Regions from separate parts of the Homo sapiens genome. Here region 1 is linked to region 2. The links are chromatin loops, found by intact Hi-C in ENCODE. Cell type or tissue: Caco-2. All regions are shown on one strand. Links, peaks and the distances in the headings refer to the core of each region. The heading gives the core; the rest is flanking DNA. Region 1 overlaps ANKRD6 (ankyrin repeat domain 6). Region 2 holds the start of LOC105377889 (a long non-coding RNA gene).

Evidence for each region. Peaks named below come from ENCODE experiments on the same cell type or tissue, not always from the same donor. Only the 100,000 strongest peaks of a DNase experiment are listed, where the experiment ranks them.
Region 1: a loop joins it to region 2, with 3 times the contacts of the local background. A loop is called at or near these places in 2 of 110 quality-filtered maps.

The regions. Positions count from the first base shown.
Region 1 is chr6:89,560,478-89,571,403 of GRCh38, forward strand. It overlaps ANKRD6 (ankyrin repeat domain 6), which reads left to right. Exons shown (of 16, transcript NM_001242809.2): 2 at 6,357-6,619. The coding sequence starts at 6,500. Among named protein-coding and RNA genes, the nearest start is that of MDN1-AS1, 73 kb to the right of the region's middle. In Caco-2, for the core only: no CTCF peak of the experiment used is centred there; a DNase peak (open chromatin) is centred at 7,564.
Region 2 is chr6:89,501,506-89,512,431 of GRCh38, forward strand. The region is part of intron 1 of ANKRD6 (ankyrin repeat domain 6); the gene reads left to right. It overlaps LOC105377889 (a long non-coding RNA gene), which reads right to left and starts at 10,676. Exons shown (of 3, transcript XR_001744257.2): 1 at 10,602-10,676; 2 at 9,344-9,448; 3 at 6,769-6,831. In Caco-2, for the core only: no CTCF peak of the experiment used is centred there; DNase peaks (open chromatin) are centred at 2,366 and 5,406.

The sequences.
Region 1 (10,926 bases), core at 1,051-9,050, 59 kb after region 2:
CAACATATGAATTGGGGGACGCAATTCAGTTCATAGCAGAAGCTTATAGAAAACTGTAGGTGCTGGCTGGGCACGGTGGCTCACGCCTATAATCCCAGCACTTTGGGAGGCTGAGGCGTTTGGATCACCTCAGGTCAGGAGTTTGAGACCAGCCTGGCCAACATGGTGAAACCCCGTCTCTGCTAAAATACAAAAATTGGCCGGGCATCATGGTAGTCGTCTGTAATCCCAGCTACTCGGGAAGCTGAGGCAGGAGAATCACTTGAACCTGGGAGGCCGAGGTTGCAGTGAGCCGAGATTGCGCTATTGCACTGTAGCCTGGGGGGACAAGAGCGAGACTTTGTCTCCAAAAAAAAAGAAAAAAGAAAAACGGTAGGTGCACAGATGAGGGAATGGTCATCTTGTCTAGGGCAAGGCAGGGACAGCAGAAGGCTTAGCAGAGATAACACTTGGTCTGAACTTTGAGTATGCGCATGGTCATTTGCCAAGTGATGGGAGTGCCCAGCCCTGACTTGGAGGCTCTGGTGGTCTAGCAGTGCTGGTCAGTCAATAAGTTATTGTCCTACATAAAAAGGGACGGTCTCTACCTCCCAAGCCTTCTGTCAGTCACATCTTTATTCGGTGATATGTGCTTATTCCTCCTATGTGATTTTTACATCTGTAAGCAGCTTTTCTTGGAAGGGTATGTCACAGGTTTCCTGAATAATATTCAGATGTCACTCAGCTTTCACTGTAACAGCCTCTATGCCTCCTGCAGAGGTGGTTATTTCAAAAGATTCAGTGACAGAGTTAGAAGAAGAGAGTTTTTGTGCTTTAAATGGCTCAAGAAATAAACATACTTGTTTCTTTGTGACAGTGGGGTGTATTTATAATGAGTCATGGGCTTGCTAAAGCAGAGCGTGTCCACCCTGTCATTTCCCTTCTTTCGCAAATAGTCCTGGTGGGCACCAGGTTCCGTGAGCAGTCAGTGCTGAGTGTCCTCATAGGTAGTACTGTGTTAAGGGCCCTACCTGTGGGAGTAGATCTTCTCAGAAGGAGGAAGTGTTCTGGAAGCTGTAAGAAAATGAACCACTCCTTGCTTTATTCTTCCTTCCCACTCAGTTTACACTTATCTTCTGGCAACTGGACTTTTGGTCCCTGATCGTGGCTTTTCAGTGGCCAGATGATGAGTTTCTTTAAAGTACGGATTGAGTCACATTCCTCTCTGTTGCAGCCTTACTTGTCCCCCAGTGGTGATCACAGTAACCCAGTAGTGATTGCTTTTGGATAACTAGTATGATGGTTGTATATTTTTTTTTAAGCTTGTGTTATTCTGCTGGCAATTTGTTTCCCCAGTGGGATTCAGCCTCTTTGCAATGCACCCACCAGAGTCTCCAGCTATTCTCCTGCCCTTGGTGTAAGGCAAATGATGACCAAAGCAGGATTGCAGTCCATTCCATTGCCCCATTACCCTTGGGGAAATAGGGCAATGCTTTAGGACGGCAGGTGGTAAGAGGGTTTGTACTGACAGAGTAATTTCCCCATCTCTGGGACCAAAAATTCTGTCTTTAGAGACAGAGAGGAAAATGTGGGGATATTGGCTCAAGTCAAAATGAAAGCCCTCTCCTTTCTATGATCTCTCCAGGTGGGAATTAGATTTCTGTTGCTTCAACAAGTGGGCTGGAGCACACGCTTACAAGTTTAGGGCAGTCGACAGCACTCAGAACAGCTTCTGAAGGGGCTCAGTTCCCTGTTTACTCCCTTCCCCCTCCCCGGCAGAGACTGTTCAGAGGAGTATTTGTGAGACAAACGTCGGGAACAGCTGCTCAGCCAGACCCTTGTCTCCTGTGCTGCCGCAGTCACTGTGCTGGAACTCTCTGCCGAGGAGGGTGGAGTGTCTGGGCTCCGCTGCTCCCACAAAGCAAGCATTTTCCTGTTTTCTTGGAGGCAGTTTATTACAGATTTCAACCCTTTCTGCATCCCTCCCTCCCTTACAACACGCACACTCATCTTTTCTTGCATTACTGCTGAAATTATGCAAACTTCGTTTCTCTGTCATCTGAGCGTCATTCAGAAATGTTCCTCCGATCTGTGAATTGTTCCCTGACTTCAATCGGGGCAGTGTTACAGGTCCTCTGCTGGCAGGAGGGAGCAGTCCGTGAAAATCTGCAGACACAAGACTTTCAGAAGCTGTGACGAGCAGACTAGCAAGCCACAAAACATTGCAAGCTGAATGGATGTCTTAATAAGCTTTTAGATGTGATTTGGCCAGCATCAGCAGAGGAGGCTAACGGGAAAAGGCAGCGAACATTGTAACGTAAATCACTGCAGATTTGCTGGGAGTGACAGCCCTAGGAAGCTAATGATCTCTCCAGGAAAGAATTGACCACAGTTATCCAGAAACTGAACACGATGTAGAACAGAGAGGACAGCCCCTCGGATGTGAGTACCATCTCTTCAACACAAGGTTTGGAGCAGTAGGAGCAAAGCTAGTTTATAGCTGATGGCGCTCCATAGCCACCAGTTCCTGGGTGCCTGTGGGCCATCTCTGGGTGGGTTGTACATAATGCCTGGCCGGGACTTTTATTTGCAGGTCTCTTCTGGAATATTTTGCTTGTCGGGAGACAGAACGTAGTGGCTTTAGGATATTGGCAAATTCTCCAAAGTATAGGAGAATTTGTTGTAAAGCCCCAAGAGAACAGCAAAAGCAAACCTTATAGACCTTTTTCTGTAAAAAGAAAACTGATTGCATCACAGACAAGCAGCTGTGTGACCCTCTGGTATTTGTGATGAGAGACAAAAGAATTAGCAAATTACAGAGCAACAAAAATGGGGCAGTGGGCTGGGAGGATGGAGGGAAATCTTAGCAAGCTAAATCCCTATCTAGATTCAGAATGTGCATTGCATACTTATGCTCATGTGTTTATTTCCTTTTTGCTTAAAGAATGGGCAGCGTGTTTGCGTTTAAGGTTTTCCTCCAGAATGCTGTGAAAAATGAACATTGTGACAAAGAGGGGTGTAATTGATAGGCTTGGGGCAGAATACATTTCTCACTGCCAGCAATGGGAAGTATCTTGAATGATAGCTGATCTACTTGGAAGAGGAGGCTCAGATATAAGGAGGGGATGAACTGCTACAGCCAAGGTAGCCAACAGGTTGGCAGTGAAGTTTAACTCTTTGATTCAAGACTGGTTTCACCCCTCTATTCCCTTTCCCTCCCAATTTACTGTCAGGGGTTCCCCCATCCCTTCTTAAACTGCCCCCCACCCCTGCAACACACACATCTCTATCTGGTCCAATTTGTCAGGTCAGGGCATCAGATGAGAAGAAGCAGAGTGTCTTCTCACTCTAAGGAATGGGTATCATTGTTCTAGATGGGAGGTAAGGATTTGGGACTTAGGAACAGTGACCATGAGGGAGGGAGAGAGGTGGTGTCTCTGCTTGGCCTGCACCTGGTATCTCTGCTGGGCCTGCACCCACACCCAAGGCTGAAGGTGCAGGAAGAAGCAGAAAGGAAGCAGAAAAGAAGACCCTCATTTGATACCTTCCCACCCACAAACTGTGTGTAAATGCACCTGCAGGTGAAGGCTGGAGATCCTAGTAAGGAGGCGATTACTGGGCTTAAATTGAAAATGAGTTTGAGATGTCCAAGCACATAGGGATGGTGTTGGCAACAGACTAGGAATTGGAAAGCTGGGGTTCTGTTCCTGATCTTGCAGGCAGTTTTCTGTATGACTCTGGTAGGGAGAGTATCCAAAGTCCTGTGTGAGGGACCTGTTCTGGAGGCTGCTCTGTGGGTGCTTTGGTCATGGTGGAGGGGATGGAATGAGAGAGGAACATTCTTAAGTAGCTGTAACTGAAAAGCAAAAAAATAGAAGGGTGTTTCTGCTTGGCCAATGTTTTCTCACCACTGTAGTATTTTTCTATCTTTAACCAAACAAAAAGGAAAATTAATGTGGGCTGTGCTTGCAAAGGGCTGTTTACCAGTGGTAATTATCTAAACAAGGCTATCTCAGTAGCCTGCAGCTATGGCATAAGTGTACTTCAGTCTCAGTATCCAGGAGGCTGAATTCATTGCATGGGACTGGAGGGTGGGAGGGGAGTGGCTATCAATTTACTATGGGCCAGCTGGACCCCTGCATCCATTGCTGAGGAGGCTGCACAGCACTGCTGGTGTGGAGCTTGTGACCTCAACTGATGGGCTGTACTGAGGTTGCAGCAAAAAAAACCTCTACCCTCAGGGGCTAAGCCATGGAGCAGAATGAGTAGAATTTTAGCCATGAAAATGTTTGTATGAACTGGGCTGTTGTACTTGAGACATTTAAATACCCATTGCAAGAAAGGTTCTAGAATGGAAGGGGGCCGTTGGGTCTAGTGTCTAGAGTTAACAAATGGGTAGATGACGGGGGGGAGGGTGTGGCTGTGGAAGGGAGATCATTTCATAAGTCATGGCTAATACTCTATTTTCCTGCCATTTAGGCCTGGAGTGATTTTGCAATATTTGGGCAAACAGAGCAGAAGCTCAGTATAATTGGTTTGAACAAAGCACAGATTACCTGAATGAAAAGAGGCAGCGCACCTATGTTTTTAAAAACAAACCACTTCAAATAGTGTAACGGTCTGGGAAAGATAAAGCCCAGACTGTGGCCGTTCAGCGTGACCATGAGAATTTTCAAAGGCATTTCCAGTTCCATTACTTTCAGTGTTTTGAGTCTCAACTTTATTCCTTCTTTTTTTTTTTGGCTTGTTCTATTTCTGGCATATCCCAGGGATCTCAGACCGTGACTCACCAAGCTGCTTTACAGCAGACCCTTCACCAGATCTGTTTTGTTTCTAATGACCCAGTGAGCAGGAGCAGGATGGGTTTGCGAGAGTTCCTCTCTCTTTTTCTGCTATTCTTTACCTGCATTTTGAGCAACAGATGGAGAATGATGAGAAAGTTTGATAATTCACAAGAGTGGGGGGTAAGAATTCTTTCCGAAGTTACAGTATTCACATCTGGGCCATACTTTCACATAATAAAATACCCTCTTTAATACCCACCACAGTCCTGGGAGATAAATGTTCTCATGTCTGTTTTATACGTGGGCATTTAACCCTAGCCTCACAGAGTGGTTGGCCAAACAACCTGCCTGAATGCCACGGTGAACGAGTTCAAACAGGATATGGTCCAGGGCTTTCCAGCCGTATCATGGCCAATTCCTTAATCTTTAGAGACTGAAAGGACATTTGGGTGTGCCTGGGAACAAATGTAAAGGATGGCTGCATCTTCCAGACCTTCAGAGTTAGGATGTGTGGTAGGGTTTGGGTTGAAGGATGGTATCTCTGTTGTAGCATTTTCTTTCCATTTGTATGTACTAGTATTTTTAATAAGTATCTTTTAAAATGCAAAGAAGCCCTCACTTCCTTGCTGTTCTAGCAGGACTGGATTAGACATTTAAGTATTTCTTCTTCTACCATTCACCCTTGAAATAATTACCAGTGGCTTTGGTTGGGTCTAATGGCAGCCCAGGTATACTGGGGGGAGTCCCAGTCTTTAAAATTCTCTTCATTTTGCTATGTGGTAGGAAGAATTCAGTTTGCTACTAGTTACTACCCTCCAGATCACTGCTCTGCGACAGGGCTTTAGTGTTCCATAGGTGGTTTTGGTGCCACTTCTTTTCCTCCTGTTAGCAAGGAAGCAACATGACCAGCCCCCTGCATTGGCAGAGCCACTGTTAGTGTTTAGCATCTGTGTTGTCCCCAAGGTGGATTGTTTCAGCCACTTGGAACAAGGAATTGGCCCAGGCCTGTGCCCAGCTCTCCATCTGTTCCAGAACTCGTGAACTACACTATTTACGGTGAAAAAAGGTTGAAGGGAGAGAACTGCAGTAAATGCTAGGAGAAAACCCCAAAGAGAGAACCCACTCAGCAGGGTCTCTGTGGGGTGTGTTCCACAGGCCACTGACCCACTGGGGAAGCGGCACGTTAGCCATGGTGGACGCACAAAATCCAACCAGGGGGCCTTTGATGATCACACACGGTACAGTTCCCTGCCAAAGGCGGTGTGTAAACCAGGTGGTGCTTAGGGGATTATACCAGGCCTCCGCTCCCTGGGAGAAAAACAGAGCAAACCTTGCAGTTCTGGCCATACTCCTCCGGAGGATGTCCCTGATAGGGGAAGAAGGGAGGGAAGTTGGCACATTCTGCTGCCTTCCACTTGGAAGTTCTGTTCAGGGGCTTTGCTGTGGAGTGTGCTTCCTGTGTGTCCTGCCTCCCACAGCTACCCTCCCCTGCAACATGCAAGCAGCAGAATGCCTTAAAATCACAGAGAAGAGGTGTGACCTGTCCTTGTGTGTCAAGTGGCCCTGATGGCACCTTTGTTTTGTAACCCCTAGGTCCCGAAGATGGCATATTCATAAAGACATCTTCTGATGATTGTGAACATCTTTACCTCTGGGTGCCAGGCCGGGCCAGTGACTTCGTGTTGAGCTGAAGGAACTTGTCTACCGCTTCCCTGAAAACCTTTCTTTCCTAATTCATGAGCCAGCAAGATGCGGTCGCTGCACTTTCAGAGCGCCTTCTCGTAGCTGCGTACAAAGGCCAAACAGAGAATGTGGTTCAGCTCATCAACAAGGGCGCCAGGGTAGCGGTTACCAAGGTAACAAGAGAAAAATACGCTGTAGCCATTCCCTGGGAACTGGCCTACCTCTTAACCATTGTCTGAAAAACTGCTGTGTTTGGTTCACAGCTTTCAAAGAACTGGCTTTTCTTCCAATGATGGAGGTTTGGGGAGAAGGAGGATTATTAAGAATGCTTTTGTTGCCATCTTTCAAGTGGAGCAACTTGTAATTAGCATTTGACAGTCTTTAAAATCACGGTGGCTTTTCTCACCTATTTCTTTAGCTAAATGGAGAGGAGATCTCTTGGGAGAAGTTGGGACACAAAAGCTTACTGGACAGAGTGTGCGATAATCACGTTAGATGGGCCTCCCGGGGAGGTGGACCAGCTTGTACACAGCCCCTCCACTGTGCAGAGTCTCATTGTCCCCGTCTGTATGATGACGGCCTGGACCAGATGACTGCTACAACCTCTATAGGCTTTGATTTCATGTGGGTCAGTGAAGATGGGTGGTAAGCTTTGGAGGGCATTGCTTACCCTGCGCCAACAGAGAAGACTATGAAAGATAAGAGACCATACTGGCCAAAGGCAGTTTTGTAGCAAAGCCAAGAAAAGGCAGGCTCCGCGCAGCTAGAGGGAGAGTTTAAATACACTGGCAAAGTAATGCTGATAGCAAGCACTTATTGAGCCCTAGTATTGCTGTAAGCACTTTACAGCCTTCTAGAAGAGATTCTCTTCTCATTCCTGTTTTGGAGAGGAGGAAACTTGTCCAGGGTCCCTCAGCCGCTGAGTGGTGGAAATGCAACTTGTACCCACAGAGTCTGGCTCCGAAGCCCAACCTCCAGTCCTCCCCAGAAAGAGCTGTGAAGAGGGGCAAAGTTTAATTTTCATAGAAGGTCACCTGTTAACTTCTGACCTCCTGTGGCAGATCGGTCAGCTCCTATTTTCATGTTTACTTATGTGCAGTTTTCACATTCCATGCCGGCCTCCAGAGAGGTCTTGAGCTACTTGTAGGTCCCCATGGAGGTGAACAGGGGTTTGCCCATAGATGGTGATTGGATTGTTTGGAACTGAAGGTGAAGGGGGCCTTAACTCAGAGCTTGTGTGATCTACCCATAGCACTTTCCAGGGCCCAGGCAATCACAAATGGGAGAGAGTGCAGACTCTGTAGTTAGGGCACCTGCTCACAGATTTTAACTCTGCTTTGTTTGCTAATTGTGCAAGTTGCTTAACTTCTTTGAGCCTCAGTTTCTTATCTGTAAAAGAGGGATAGTAATGTCAGCTTTTCAGAATTGTTATAAGAACAATAACTTATTTAATGCACTTAGGGCATAGTCTGCAAGTTTTTTCTATACATAGACTTAATTATTTGCTATTTTATAAACAGCTTTATTAAGATATAATTTACGTTCATTAAATTCACCTATTTTAATTGTACAATTCAATAATTTCTAGCGTATTTATACCACCACTGCTATGCACTGAATTGTTTCTCCCCCAAATTCGTTTTTTTCAACCCTAATCCCTAATGGTATTTAGAGATATAGGGCCTTTAGGAAGTAATTAGGTTTTTAAATGGGGTCATGAGAGTGGAGCCCTTGTGATGAAATTAGTTTCTATGTAAGAAGAGGCACCAGGGTCTGCTGTCTCTCCTTCTCCCTGCTATGTGAGGACACAGTGAGAAGGTGGTCATCAGCAAGCTAGGAAAAGGGCCCCCACTGGAACCTGACCACGCGGGTACCCTGAACTCACGCATCCCGGCCTCCAGAACTGAGGAACAAATCTCTTGTTCTGGCAACCTGAGAAGACTAATATAAGCACATTCAAATATTAGAACATTTCTATTGTCACAATAGAAAATTTTATATATATATAATTTTTTTTTTTTTTTTTAGACAGTGTGTCCGTCTGTTGCCCAGGCAGGAGAGCTCACTGCAACCTCCACCTCCCAGGTTCAAGTGATCCTTGTGCCTCAGCCTCCCATGTAGCTGGGACTACAGGCACATACCAACATGCCTGCCTAATTTTTGTATTTTGAGTAGAGATAGGGTTTCACCGTGTTGGGCCAGGCTGGTCTCAAACTCCTGACCTCAGGTGACCCACCCACCTTGGCCTCCCAAAGTGCTGGGATTACAGGCATGAGCCACCGCGCCTGGCTCCTAGTAAAAATCTTCGTACCCAGTAGCTGTCACTTCCCATTCCCACCCCCAGCTCCTGGCAACCATGAATCTACTTTTTGTCTCTATAAACTTACCTTTTCTAGGCATTTTATGTAAATAGAATCATATGGTATGTGGTCTTTTGTGTCTGACTTCTCTCACTTAGCATAAAGTTTTCAAGGTTCATCTCTGTTGTAGCATGTATCAGTACTTCATTCCTTTTCATGACTGAGTAATAATCCATTGTATACATATATTCTGTTTATTTCTTTATCAGTTGATGGACATTTGTGGTTGATTCCAGTTTGGGGCTATTATGAATAATGCTTTTGTGAAAATTTATATACAAGTTTTTGTGTTGGAAATATGTTTTCAGTTCTCTAGAGTATATTCCTAGGAGTGGAATTGCTGGGTCGTATGGCAAATCTGTTTAACACGTTAAGAAACTGCCAAGCTATTTTCCAGAATACCTGTACCATTTTACATTCTACCAGCAATGTATGAAGGTTTCAGCTTCTCTACAATCTCACCAGTGCTTGCCTGTCTTTTTTTATACATCATTTGCTTTTTCATAGTTATCTTTAGCAAAGATTCCCATTGGAATTTTAAAACTATTAGTTCAAATACTGCTAAAGGTTTTTAATAAAAACAGTGATCCCTTAGCCCAGTCCCATTTACACTCCAAAGAAACAACTTTCAGCCTTCTAGATGTTTCTTTTCTGGTATTTGTCTCCATATTTCCAATGAATATGTATGTTCTACCACCTGATTCAACAGTTTAGTTTTTTTAGTGAAGTCAAGTTTAATATTTTATTTATGTTATACTCGTGTGTGTGTATGTGTGTATATGTGTGTGTGTGTGTGTGTGTGTGTATAATTTATTTAAGATATGCTCCCCTCTGTCACCCAGGCTGGAATGCAGTGGCATGAACATAGCTCACTGTAGCCTCCACCTCCTAGGTTCAAGCAATCCTCCCACCTCAGCTCCCTGTGTAGCTGGGACTACAGGCATGCACACTGTTAATTGTTAAGACAGGGTCTCCCTACGTTGCCCAGGCTGGTCTCGAACTCCTGGTCTCAAGTGATCTTCCCTCCTCAGCCTCCCAAAGTATTGGAATTACAGGCATGAGCCACCATGCCTGGCCTTTCTTTTATATTTTTAAAATTTATTTATTGTGGTAAAATATACATAGTAAATGTACTACTTCAACCATTTTTAAATGTATAGTTTAGTGGCATTAAATACATTCACATTATTGTGCAACCATCACCACCATCCATCTTCAGAAATTTTTCGTCTTCCCCAGCTGAAGCTCTATACCCATTAAACACTAATTTCTCATTTCCTCCTCCCAGACCCTGGCACCCACCATTCTACTTCCTGTCTCTGAATTTGACTGTTAGCCGCACCTCAAATAAGTGGAATCATACCATATTGTCCTTTTGTGACTAGCTTATTGCACTTAGCGTGTTTTCAAGATTCACTCATGTAGCATGTACCAGAATTTCATTCTTTGTTAAGGTTGAATAATAATCCATTTTATGTATATGCCACATCTGGTTTATCCCTTCATCCACTGATGGACACTTGGGTTGCTACCGCCTTTTGCCTGTTGTGAATATTGCTGTATGAACATGGGTATACATGGGTGTTTGAGCCCTTGCTTTCATATCTTTTGGTTATATACTCAGAAGTGAAATATGGTAGTTCTATTTTTAAAGTTTTGGGTAACTTCCATACTGTTTTCCATGGCTGTTGCACCATTTTACAGTGCTACCAACAGTGCACAAGGGTTCCCACTTTTCCACATCCTTGACAATACTTGCCTTCTGTTTTTGTTTGTTTGTTTTTTTGAGTCGGAGTCTCGCTCTGTCGCCCAGGCTGGGGTGCAGTGGTGCTATCTTGGCTCACTGCAAGCTCCACCTCCCGGGTTCACGCCATTCTCCTGCCTCAGCCTCCTGAGTAGCTGGGACTACAGGTGCCCGCCATGATGCCTGGCTAATTTTTTTTTTATTTTTAGTAGAGATAAGGTTTCACCGTGTTAGCCAGGGGTGGTCTCGATCTCCTGACCTCGTGATCCGCTGGCCTTGGCCTCCCAAAGTGCTACTATTTTTACTGACCTTCCTAATGGGTGTGAGGTGATATCTTGCTGTGGTTTTGATTTGCATGTCTCTGATTATTAGTGAT
Region 2 (10,926 bases), core at 1,461-9,460:
GCTCCCAGCCACGAGAATGCTAGGCTTATTCACAGCGTGGCTTTTACTCTCTGTAACTAATCCACAGCACATCTCTCTGGAAGGAAGCAAAATTTAGCAAGTTGCCTGTTGATTGTGTACCATACAGTATTTTTGCATTAAAGAAAACTACTTATTTCAGATACCTGGGGAGGGGCTTTATGGATAACATCCATGTGGAGATGCTTGAAAATACTGTTTGTTACACCAAAGTGAATGGGTGTTTTGTGCTTGTGTGATGCAGTAACTATGATTCTTATTTCATTTATTTCTCATTTAGAAGGTGTCGTGGTGCTAAGTCTCTGATACAAGGAGTTATCTTAAAAAAAAAAAGGCAGTGACTTGAACTGAGTGGTAGGAATAATAATATGTCCCATCTCATCACCTCCCCACAGGATTTATGTGTTCTTTTAATGGGTCTGGTTTGTGGATCGTTTCACCTTCATTGGTTTCCAGCTGAAAGTGCTGGTGGGCAGCTGCTGCAGATGATTAACACTTTCACCTAGCCTCCCATATTCTTATTGTTAACATTAAATTACACTTGCCTTAAATCTCTTTTTATTCAGTTTCTTCATTGGTTGTTAGATGTTTGTAACTTTTTTCCCCCAAGGTCCACCATGTTTCTTCATAGCAACCATGGTAATTATTAGGATAGTAGGCATATCTGGGGTTTACACTGCCTGTTTATTTGAAAAATATTTTTTCAGTTTCAGGTATATAGTTATTTCAAATAATGTAACATTGCCATACTTAACGTAACTATAATAAAAATAACTTAACCATAATTATCTCATGCAGAATAATCATTTGAACATTCCAAAGGTGATATAAAGAGAAATAGACTGGGCATGGTGTCTCATGCTTGTAATCCTAGCACTTTGGGAGGCTGAAGCAGGTGGATCGCTTGAGCCCAGGAGTTCGAGACCAGCCTGGGCAAGGTGGCGAAACCATGGCGAACCTTTATTTAAAAAACATGGCAAAGCGTTATTATTTAAAAAAAAAAGGATAAAGGGAAATAGGTCCAAATCCCTATCTACTAAAAGCTTACAGCCTAGTCTTATTTATTTTTTAGAAGAGTCTGGGCCAATGAATACTTTTTAAAAAGTTGGCTTTTAAAGCATATGCAGATTTGATCCTTGCTTTCCTTACCTGACGGGACCCTTTTTGAGCTTTTGGCTATTGTCAAGAAAATATAGCAATTAAATCCCATTATGATAATAGCTATGGAAATGTAGTACTTACAGTGGCAGGTACTATTCTAAGTGTTATTTATGTTAATTGATTTAAATTTAAAAATACAGAGATCTTCACTTAGGGTATGACAAGATAAATTTTATTCCACCAAGGGGACTGGGGTGTGGAGGTGGGGGTTGGCTGGTTCTAACAGGATTTCCCCCATCCTTTGCTGCAGCTGCTTCTATTTCTATATAACTCTGGGCTGTAACCCCTCCACCACACCCTCTGCACCCTCCCTATAGTGCTGCCCCTTCCAATGTCTCTTTCATCCTGCAGGCAGCAGGGTTCTTGGCTTGGACTCACACAGTTCTTTCAGCCAGAACCAGAGGTAATCTGCAGAAGCTATAATATCTCACTGAGGTTAGTAATTGGAAAAAACTACTGAACTCTCAGGCTGTGATGAGCTTTTTGCATTAGGCTAGTGGGTGGGTCTGATGCTTTTTGGCTGCTGGGGTGATCAAGGAAGGATTGAAAGAGAAAGACGAGAGTCCTCAGAAATGGGGTCCCACTGCTTCTAAGGTTGTGCACATTAGGAAGTCGTGATTAGGCCAGTGCCTAATGTTACCTCTCTTGGGCAGAGAGGACAGAAAGCCATTAGAGGACAGAAGGCCATTGGTTCGGGTGTTTATTTTATGCCTGCTGCATCTCATAAAGCCCCTGGGCTGTAGAAGGAGAGTTTAGGTTGCTCTGGACAGAGTATGGGCTTCTGAGTCAGAGGGAACTTGAGTTTGGCCCCTTGTACTGCTTACTATGTGTGTAGACGTGGGCAAGTTACCTAATCCCCTACATTCTTCATCTTGTCATCAAATTCAATAAATATTAAGTGCCTGCTATATGTGGCTGATATAGGCTTGAACAAAACAAGTTCTATTCTCAAGGAGCCAGAGAGGGTGACAAATGGTAAACAAAATAAATTAATACATTATATAGATGGCAATAAGTGCTAAGACTGCAGTTTTAAATAGGGTAGTCAGAGAAGGCATCACTGATTAGGTAACATTTGTACAAACACTTGTAGGCCCTAAGGGAGAAGCCTGTTTCACTAGCTGGTGATAAGAGCATTCCTTGTAGAGGGACCATAGTGCAAGGCCTTGAGGCAGGGGTGTGCCTGGTGTGTTGGTAGAGGAGCAAGGAGGCTGGTGTGGCCAGAGCAGAATGAGCCAAGGGAGCAGGAGGTGATGTAATCAGAGAGGTAAGTGGGGAGCAGACGCTGGAGGACTTTGGAGACCATTGTCCAGACCTGGGCGCTTATTCTGGGTAAAATGAGAAGCCACAGTGGTAGTGAGGGAGAGGGTGTTTGAGTAGAAAAGTGACAAGGTCTGACCTGAGGTTTAAAGGATCACCTTGGCAGTTGTATTGAGATAGTGTGGGGGGCGGGGGGTGGGGGGGAAGGAAGAACGGAAACAGAAAGACCAGGCACGGGGCTGTTCAGCATCCACGTGAGAGGTGATGGAGGCCTGCATCAAGATGGGAGTGGTAAACGAGGGAGAATGATCGTATCCATTTAATAATAACCAGCTGATGGGATGCTGTGAGGTTAAATGGGATGCGTAGGGAACGTGGGTTTGTAGGTTCTCCATAGAGGGTAGCTGCTGCTCTTATTATTGAGACTCTTGTTGTAGGACAGTCTCTCTCTCGCTCTCGCTCGCGCTCTCGCTCTTTTAGACAGGGTCTCGCTCGGTTGCCCAGGCTGGAGTGCAGTGGCACGATCATAGCTTATTGCACCCTTGAACTCCTGGGCTCAAGAGATCCTCTGCCTCAACTTCTTGAGTAGCTGGGATAAAGACATGTGCTACCCGCCTGGTTAAATTAAAAAAAAAAAAATTATAGCGATGTGGCCTTGCTATATTGACCAGGCTGGTCTCAAACTCCTGGACTCAAGCAATCCTCCTTTCTTGGCCTCCCAAAGTACTAGGATTATAAGTGTGAGCTACTCTGCCTGGCTGAAGGACGGTCTTGAAGTAAAGGAAACAAATTGGGAATTTGCCCATCCAGTCTGCAGCAGTAGTGTGGGGAATAGAACTTAGACGTGCTGGCTTTAAAGCAAATAGAGGGCTTCTTGCCTTTCCCTTTAATGAAAAATCTAAATCACTGTGCACCCACAGCCTGGAAATGCTCAATTAAATCGCATGCACGTCACAGAACTCCTGACATCACAGCTTCTTTTTTTGGCCCCACCTTATACCGTGTGAGCTTTAACTGTAAGTAGCGAGCTTGGTTTCCATGAGTCACATGTGTCCACAGGTAAGTTGTGTGGCTGATTGGCCCATTATGTCAATTTCAGATTAGCTTTTATGGTTTTAGTTTCCCTGTGTGTCCTCCCCTTGCCCTTTCTTCTCTGCAGGCAGAGTTGGTCTAATCCTGACCATCCTGGGGCTATGCTGGTTCTCCATTTCCTTACCCGGCATCTGTATTTCTGCCTTCTCCAGGGGCTGTCCTCCCGTATGCACCATCTGTGCAATTTCAGCACTTGCTACCCATCCTGAAGTGCTTAGAGATTGAGTAGTTGGAAAATAAACAGTGGAGGGATCATTGTATTTTCATTTTTTAGTGTTCTTAAAAGATACAGGATTTCTGTTGTGAATAAGTAAGGGATCAGCATAGGAAACAGCAACTCCTCTAGGCATTTTAAGCAGAAGGAGACAGAATTGAGTGCTCACAGAATCACTGGCAGGGCTGGGCCCTCAGAGCAACTCCCAGAAGAGTGAAGATCTGGTCCTCTGGCAGGGCTGCCAATTACAGGACATTAACTGGACCTGTAGGTTCAAGAATCCACTCTTTACTGGGTTCCAAAGTTCAGGAAGCCTGAACGGAGAAGGGTCTGCCACTACAGTGCCTCCTGGCACTCAAGAGAGTGGCCCTAGAGTGTGGTTACAGAAAACCCACCCATTTTGTGCAGCCATTATGGAAAGCCATATGGAGGTTCCTCAGAAAATTCAAAATAGAACTGCATTGTGATCCAGCAATCCCACCTCTGGGTATATATCCAAAGGAAATGAAATCACTGTCATAAAGAGACATCAGCACCCCACGTTTGTTGCAGCATTACTTAAAATAGCCAAGATGTGGAAATAACCTGTGTCCACTGAATAAAGGAAATGAACCCCAGTAGTATATTCATCCTTAATAAAGGAGAGCCTGCCATTTGCGAAAACATGCGTGAACCTGCAAGATGTTATACTAAATGAAATAAGCCAAACACATGACACTACTGTGTGATTCCACTTATATGTGGAATCTTAAAAAGTCAAACTCATAGAAATAGAGTAGGAAGGTAGTTGCGGGGGCTGGGGGAGGGCGGTGGAAGCAATGGGAACATGTTAGTCAAAGGGTATAAACTTTCAGTTATAAGATGAATAAGTTCTGGAGATCCAATGTGCAGCATGGTGACTATAGTTAGTGTATTATGCTTGAAAATTGCAAGGAGAGTAGATCTTAAGTATTCTCACCACATACAAAAGTAACTGAGGTGATGGATGTGTTAATTAACCCGATTGTGGTACTCATTTAGGAATGTATGCATATATCAAAACATGTTTACCTTAAATTTATACAATTTTATTTATTTTTATTTTTTGAGATGGAGTTTCTGTCACCCAGGCTGGGGTGCAGTGGCGCAATCTCAGCTCACTGCAACCTCCACCTCCCGGGTTCAAGCTATTCTTCTGCTTCAGCCTCTCGAGTAGCTGGGATTACAGGCGTGTGTTACCGTGCCAGGCTAATTTTTGTATTTTTAGTAGAGACGGGGTTTCACCATGTTGGCCGGGCTGCTCTTGAACTCCTGACGTCAAGCGATCCGCCCTCCTTGGCCTCCCAAAGTGCTGAGATTACAGGCGTAAGCCACCACCCCCAGCCTAAATTTATACAATTTAAATTTGTCAGTTATACCTCAACGAAGCTGGACAAAACAAAACAAAAACCCACTTCCCATTCCACAGTTTGCTTGCCAGCCAAAAGCTGCCCAGAGAAGGCCTCTGCTTCACTTCCTCCCTAATTTTGCACAGGTGACTTTAGTTGGTTCGCATCCCGATCTCTAGCTGCAAGGTGTGGAGCCTGAAAAATGTAGTGTTTAACCTTCTGTCCTCTCCAACTAGGAGGCAGTTGAGGTGAGATTAAACAAGCCAATCCCTAGTCTGCCTCACCTCATGCTTGTCTGTGGTGAATACTGCAGGGGCCTCTTCTTCCATGTGTTGGCATTGGCCAGTGTTGAGGATTCCATATGCAATATAAATAAGACTCTATGCTAAACACTGAATCCAACTGTCAATATTTTCCAAGCTTATCTCTAGTACAATACTGTGTGCTTTGTAACAGGGTAACTTTTATTATCAATTAACATTGTGATGACCACCTCTGATATCTGTAAAATAAACAAAGTAGGCTCCAATCACTGACAGGCAGATTTTGGTTTGTTTATATTTGAAGAAAATAATGGGTCTGTATTTCTGTTAAACACATAATTTTTTTTATGGTTCATATCATTACATAAAAAGACTGGGCTAGTTGCATTATTTATGTAAAAATATATTCTCAGTATTTGATATGAACAGCAATTTTAGCATACTCTTCACTATAAAAATATGCAGGAGTGGATGTTAAGTATAGGTAAATAGCAAGGAAAGCACAAACCAGCATCAGCACTGGTCTTACCAGTCTGATTTCTCTGGAGTGCAGAATTACCCATTTGTTGCAGCTCTATGTTGAGCAATGTTCTGTAAAAGTTAATCAAGTGTCTTTAATCATTAGCTGATAAAGCAGCAGGGAATTAAGCTAGCCTAATTAGTTTGGGAACTAAATCAGACAGAACAAACAGAGCACGGGGTAGGACAAATGGATGTTTGGTGGCCTCATTGGAAGAAATAGGTTACCTTTGATATTATGGTAATTCCTTGTCATTCATGGGATTCCTGAGAAGTGCCCTTGCTGATAAAAACTGAAATTGGCAGATCAGTGTCTATTTCAAAATTGGGAGTTGGGATAAAATAAAGTAGCACATACACATCTAATCCTACTTTATATATACACATGTATACTATAAAATATATATAGTAAATGCTCCAAAGATAGCTGCTTCCAAAACAGACTATATTCCTTGGTAATTCTTTCAAATCATTTTATTTTATTGTTCAGGAAACTTTCCTGTAGCTGTGTCCTAGAATGATCCAGCTGCCAGTTTTATATTATGCAGCCTACACTTTTCCCCCCAAGTTTGATTATGAAAATGTTCATACATACAGCAAAGCTGACTTTTACAGTGAACACCTGTATACCTACCACCTGCATAAATTCTATATTTTATTAAGCTTGCTTTATCACCTAGATACCACCTGTATTCATTATTTATTGCTGTATAACAAATTACCCCAAACTTAGTACTTTATTTAAAACAATAAACATTTAGTATTCCGTACTGTTTTTGTGCGCCAGGAATCCAGGAGTGGCTGGGTGGTTCTGGCTCAAGGTCCCTTGTGAGGTTGCAGTCTAAGACATTGGCTAGGGCTGCAGTCTTCTGTGCTTTGATTGAGCCTGGACAATCTGCCTCCAGGAGGTCTCACCCACATGGCTGTTGGCTTGAACCTTAAAGGATAGCTCTGGTCAGGTACAAATGGGTGTTGACAGTAAGTGACCTAGAAGTGATGAGAGTTGGGGAAATCAGGGAATTCCCAGGAGGTGGAACTTGCCATAGCATCCCAGCCAGGGCACAGGTGCAGAAAGAGAAAGTCATATGAAGTGTAAAGCAGAATGAGAGCATGGCTCAGAGATACGTGTGGGGGGCAAAAAGGATTTCCAGCAGAAAAGATAGATTACATTGGGGGAGGTGGCTTTAATGGCTCCTAAAGGGAGGGTGCCTCAGCTACTGAGATTGAAATTGTCGGACACGGTCATCAACATTAGAAAAACAGCAGCACTGAGATTTATTTTCCTGGTTACCTATATTTTATTCACATATTTAAGTGTTAAACTGAGGTTGAAATGTTGTGAATGGTCCCCACTTCTTAAAGCTTTGCTCTACTGGGAGATTTTTAAGAAAATCTCACGGCACATCTTCCTAATTTTTAAATTTGTATTCCTGTTCCTGACCCCAGAATAGGCCCAACTAGACAACAGATCTGTGGGAATGTTTGGCTCTCCATGAACCACAAAGACTCCTCCAACACAGAGGTGCAGTACCCACCTGGGCCAAGGAGGGAAGATGCAGGTGAGGAGGGTGCTTCCAAAAGGTGTGTGGAGCTGTTTGTTGAGGGCCATGAAGCTCTTGCACAGGGATGGGAGGAGGCAACTAACCAGGGCTCTGGGTGGAGGCCAGCTGCCCTCCCTCTGGGCGACTGTGCACCCTCCCACTCTCCCTGGGAGGCGGGCGCTTCCTTTGAAGTGCACCAGTGACCTGCCTCTCTCCTGGCTGCTTCCTGATGTCTTGCTGGCAGCAAGTGGGCTAGGGTCGGCTTGCCCAGAGGGGCGCATCCAGGTGGGGTTCACCTTTCTGAACCAGGTAGGGAATGTCTTGGTGCTCCCTTGATTTGAAGGGGAGGACCATCCTTTATTGGCAAAGAACAGAGAGCAAACAATGAAAAGACCACACTGGGCCAAGTCAGTGACCCATGAATAAGGAATTCCAAGCTTTTAGTGCGGGAGAGCCTTGGAAATCATCTCATACAGCCCCTTCACTTAAAGATAAGAAAGAAACATGAAGCCAAGGGACTGGACAACTAGTTTAAGGGTGGGCTAAGTAAGACGTGGAAGTCCTGGTTTTCTGTTACTGAGGGCTGCAGTTTATTTTATGCCTACTTTGTATGTATTGGATTCTGTAGAATGACAGTTCACACAGTGCCAATTCATTATATTACAAAGATAAAACATTGCCTTTATTTTTTTCTCAAAATAATAAAGGTTATATGGTACTTGCGGCATTAGCACTTGCCAGGTACTGTTCTCCCTTCCTGACAGATAGAAATCGTCATTTAATCTTCTAACAGACCTATGAGGTGAATACCATTACTTTCCCCACTTTATGGGTGAGGAAACTGAGGCCCAAAGAGGTCAAGTTAACTTCTCCCAAGTAATGTGGTGATGTCTAGATAGTGAGTGACAGCATTGGGATTTAAGCCAAGTATGCTGACTTCACAATCCATGTTCTTAACCACACTATACCTTAATCGCCAGTGCAAACATTAGCGCTGTTTACTGGCTTTTCAAAGCTTTCTGTTTTCCAGGCATGTGATGGGCTTGCGTTTCCTGGCCTCCTTGTGTTTTTGGAGCCATGTGACTACTTCTAGCCATGTTGAGAGAAGCATGCTATATCACTTTTGGGCTAAGTCACTCTGTCACCAGTGTGTGACCCTCCAGATCTCTCTTGCCCTCTGCTGTGGAGACTGGCAAAGCTCCAGATGGTGGTTGCTCTGTCAGTCTGGGCAAGTTGGAGAGGAAACAGCCTCAGCCAGCCCTAAGTGGGTGTAGCATAAATGCAAAATCAACTTATGTTATTTAGCCACTGAGATTTGAGGCTTGTTTGTTACTACAGCATAATTTAGCCTATCTTGAGTCACATAATAATCTCTGATGTGCCTAACGTTTTAAGGGGCACATTAGCAAATAGGTTGGCCACTTAAAAGTCTTTCCAAATAGTTTTTTTTTTTTTTAGCCTCATTGGGAAGCATTCATGTTATTCTTTATATACAGAAAGCACCTGGTACTGTGGCAATAGCATAGAGCAGAGCTTGAGATGGAAAGTTCTGTTTTTTGGTCCTTATTATTTTTGCTAATTCAACAGCTTTATTGATATCTAGTTCACATACCATAAAATTTACTTAAAGTGTATAATTCTGTGGGTTTTGGTATATTCATAGAGTTGTGCAACAATCATCTCAATTAATTTTAGAAGACTTTCATCACCTCCAGAAGAAACCTGTACTTATTAGCAGTGACTCCTATTTCCCCCCAATCTCCCCGGCCCTAGTCTACAAGTGATACAATTTCTGTCTCTGTATTTGCCTTTTCTGGACATTTTATATAAATACAATCATATAAAATGTAAGTTCTGTGAAGGATCTTGGCTTTGCTCTATGCTGTAACTCTGTACCCCTCACAGTACCTGTACATAGTAGGTGCTCAGTGTATATCTGTTGGGTAAGTGAGTGGTTACTGAAGGTCGGAGTGGAGAGCCGGATGGTGATGGCTGGTGTTGCTTAGCATTGCCCTGGACAGGGAATAAAGGGAGCGGTAGAATCACCTGCTGACAACATCTCCTCTTCATCCAGAGACTTCTGTGTCAGGGCTTATTATAAGGATGTGATCATAGGCCCAGTGAAAGCAGCTACCCTTGACATGGGGTAAGTCATCTATAAAACACCGCATTGCAAGGCTGAGGTCATGAAGGGGTACGAGTGGGCCCACCACAGCCCGATTCCTCTTCCTCCGTAGACTCTTCCCAAATACACACTTTTCTCAGGACCTCACTGGATTCCTTCTCCTCTCAGGTTCCTGGCTTCCCTTCCCTGGCTACCTGGCCAGGGCTATGGCTTGTAGCCATTTCTCAGAGGCACACACTGAGGCATTGGGAGATTCCTGCTCCTGCTCTGAGTAGTGCTGCAGCCATTCCTGGCTTGCTGGTCTGGATTTTCTACCCCTACCTGCAGACCCAAGTCTGGGTACCCTGTTTGCCTTAAGTACTCATCTTGCATTATTTAAGACTACAAGGAGGCAAGAGTAGTTAGTGGTTAAAGGCATAGTCTGTGGGGTCAGGCACTCTGAAGCTTGAGGGCCAGATCTGCCATTTATTAGCTGTGAATCTCCAGGTGAGTTACTAAACCTTTTTGAGCCTTTGTTTCTAATCTGTAGAATGGGCATATGAATAGTAATATGAATAAATTTGTAAGAGTTACATAGAATAATGCATAGAAAGTGCTTAGTGCAATGCCTGGCCCAGGAAAATGTTTGCTATGGCTTTTGATACAATCTAATTTGGTCCTGATATTGTTGATGTCACTATTCCCTAGGGAACAAAAGAACTACATTTTTTTGTTTGTTTTAGGATTACCTTATGATTTGCAAAATGATTTTGTGGCAAATAACTGAATTCCCTGTGCTTGTCATCTTCTGAAAGGGAAGTCAAAGGAAGTGAATAGAGAAATGTGGCCACAGCAGAGACCAAAGAACCTGACTGTTTTTTTAATTTTTAAAAACATTAAAAAAATTTTTTTTTTGTAGAGACAAGGTCTCACTCTGTTGCCCAGGCTGGTCTCGAACTCCTGGGCTTAGGTGATCCTCCCACCCCGGCCTCTCAAAGTGCTGGGATTACAGGCCTAAGCCTGACAGTTTGGTCTTAGGTATGCTCCTGATTGTGGGGTTACCTTGACTGTTCTTTGAGTCCTGGAGAAGTCAACATGAAAGCAGTTACAAGGTCATATGATAAGCCTGTATGGGCCATGTAGATAGACTTCCATGCATAGATGGTATAGAAAAGTAAAAATTATCTTCTGCTTTGATCGTTGTTACTCCCAACATAAACTTACAGCAACAGTCTTAAACGCCAGTCAATGCTATATTTGTAAAACATCCAGTAGAGAGGTTGGGTCTCCTGATGAACAAAGGAAAGTTTGCAGTGTTAAGTGTCATACAGATTTGTCATTGCACTCTATTCTCTCCACTCCCACATGAACTACCATGGGGCAAATC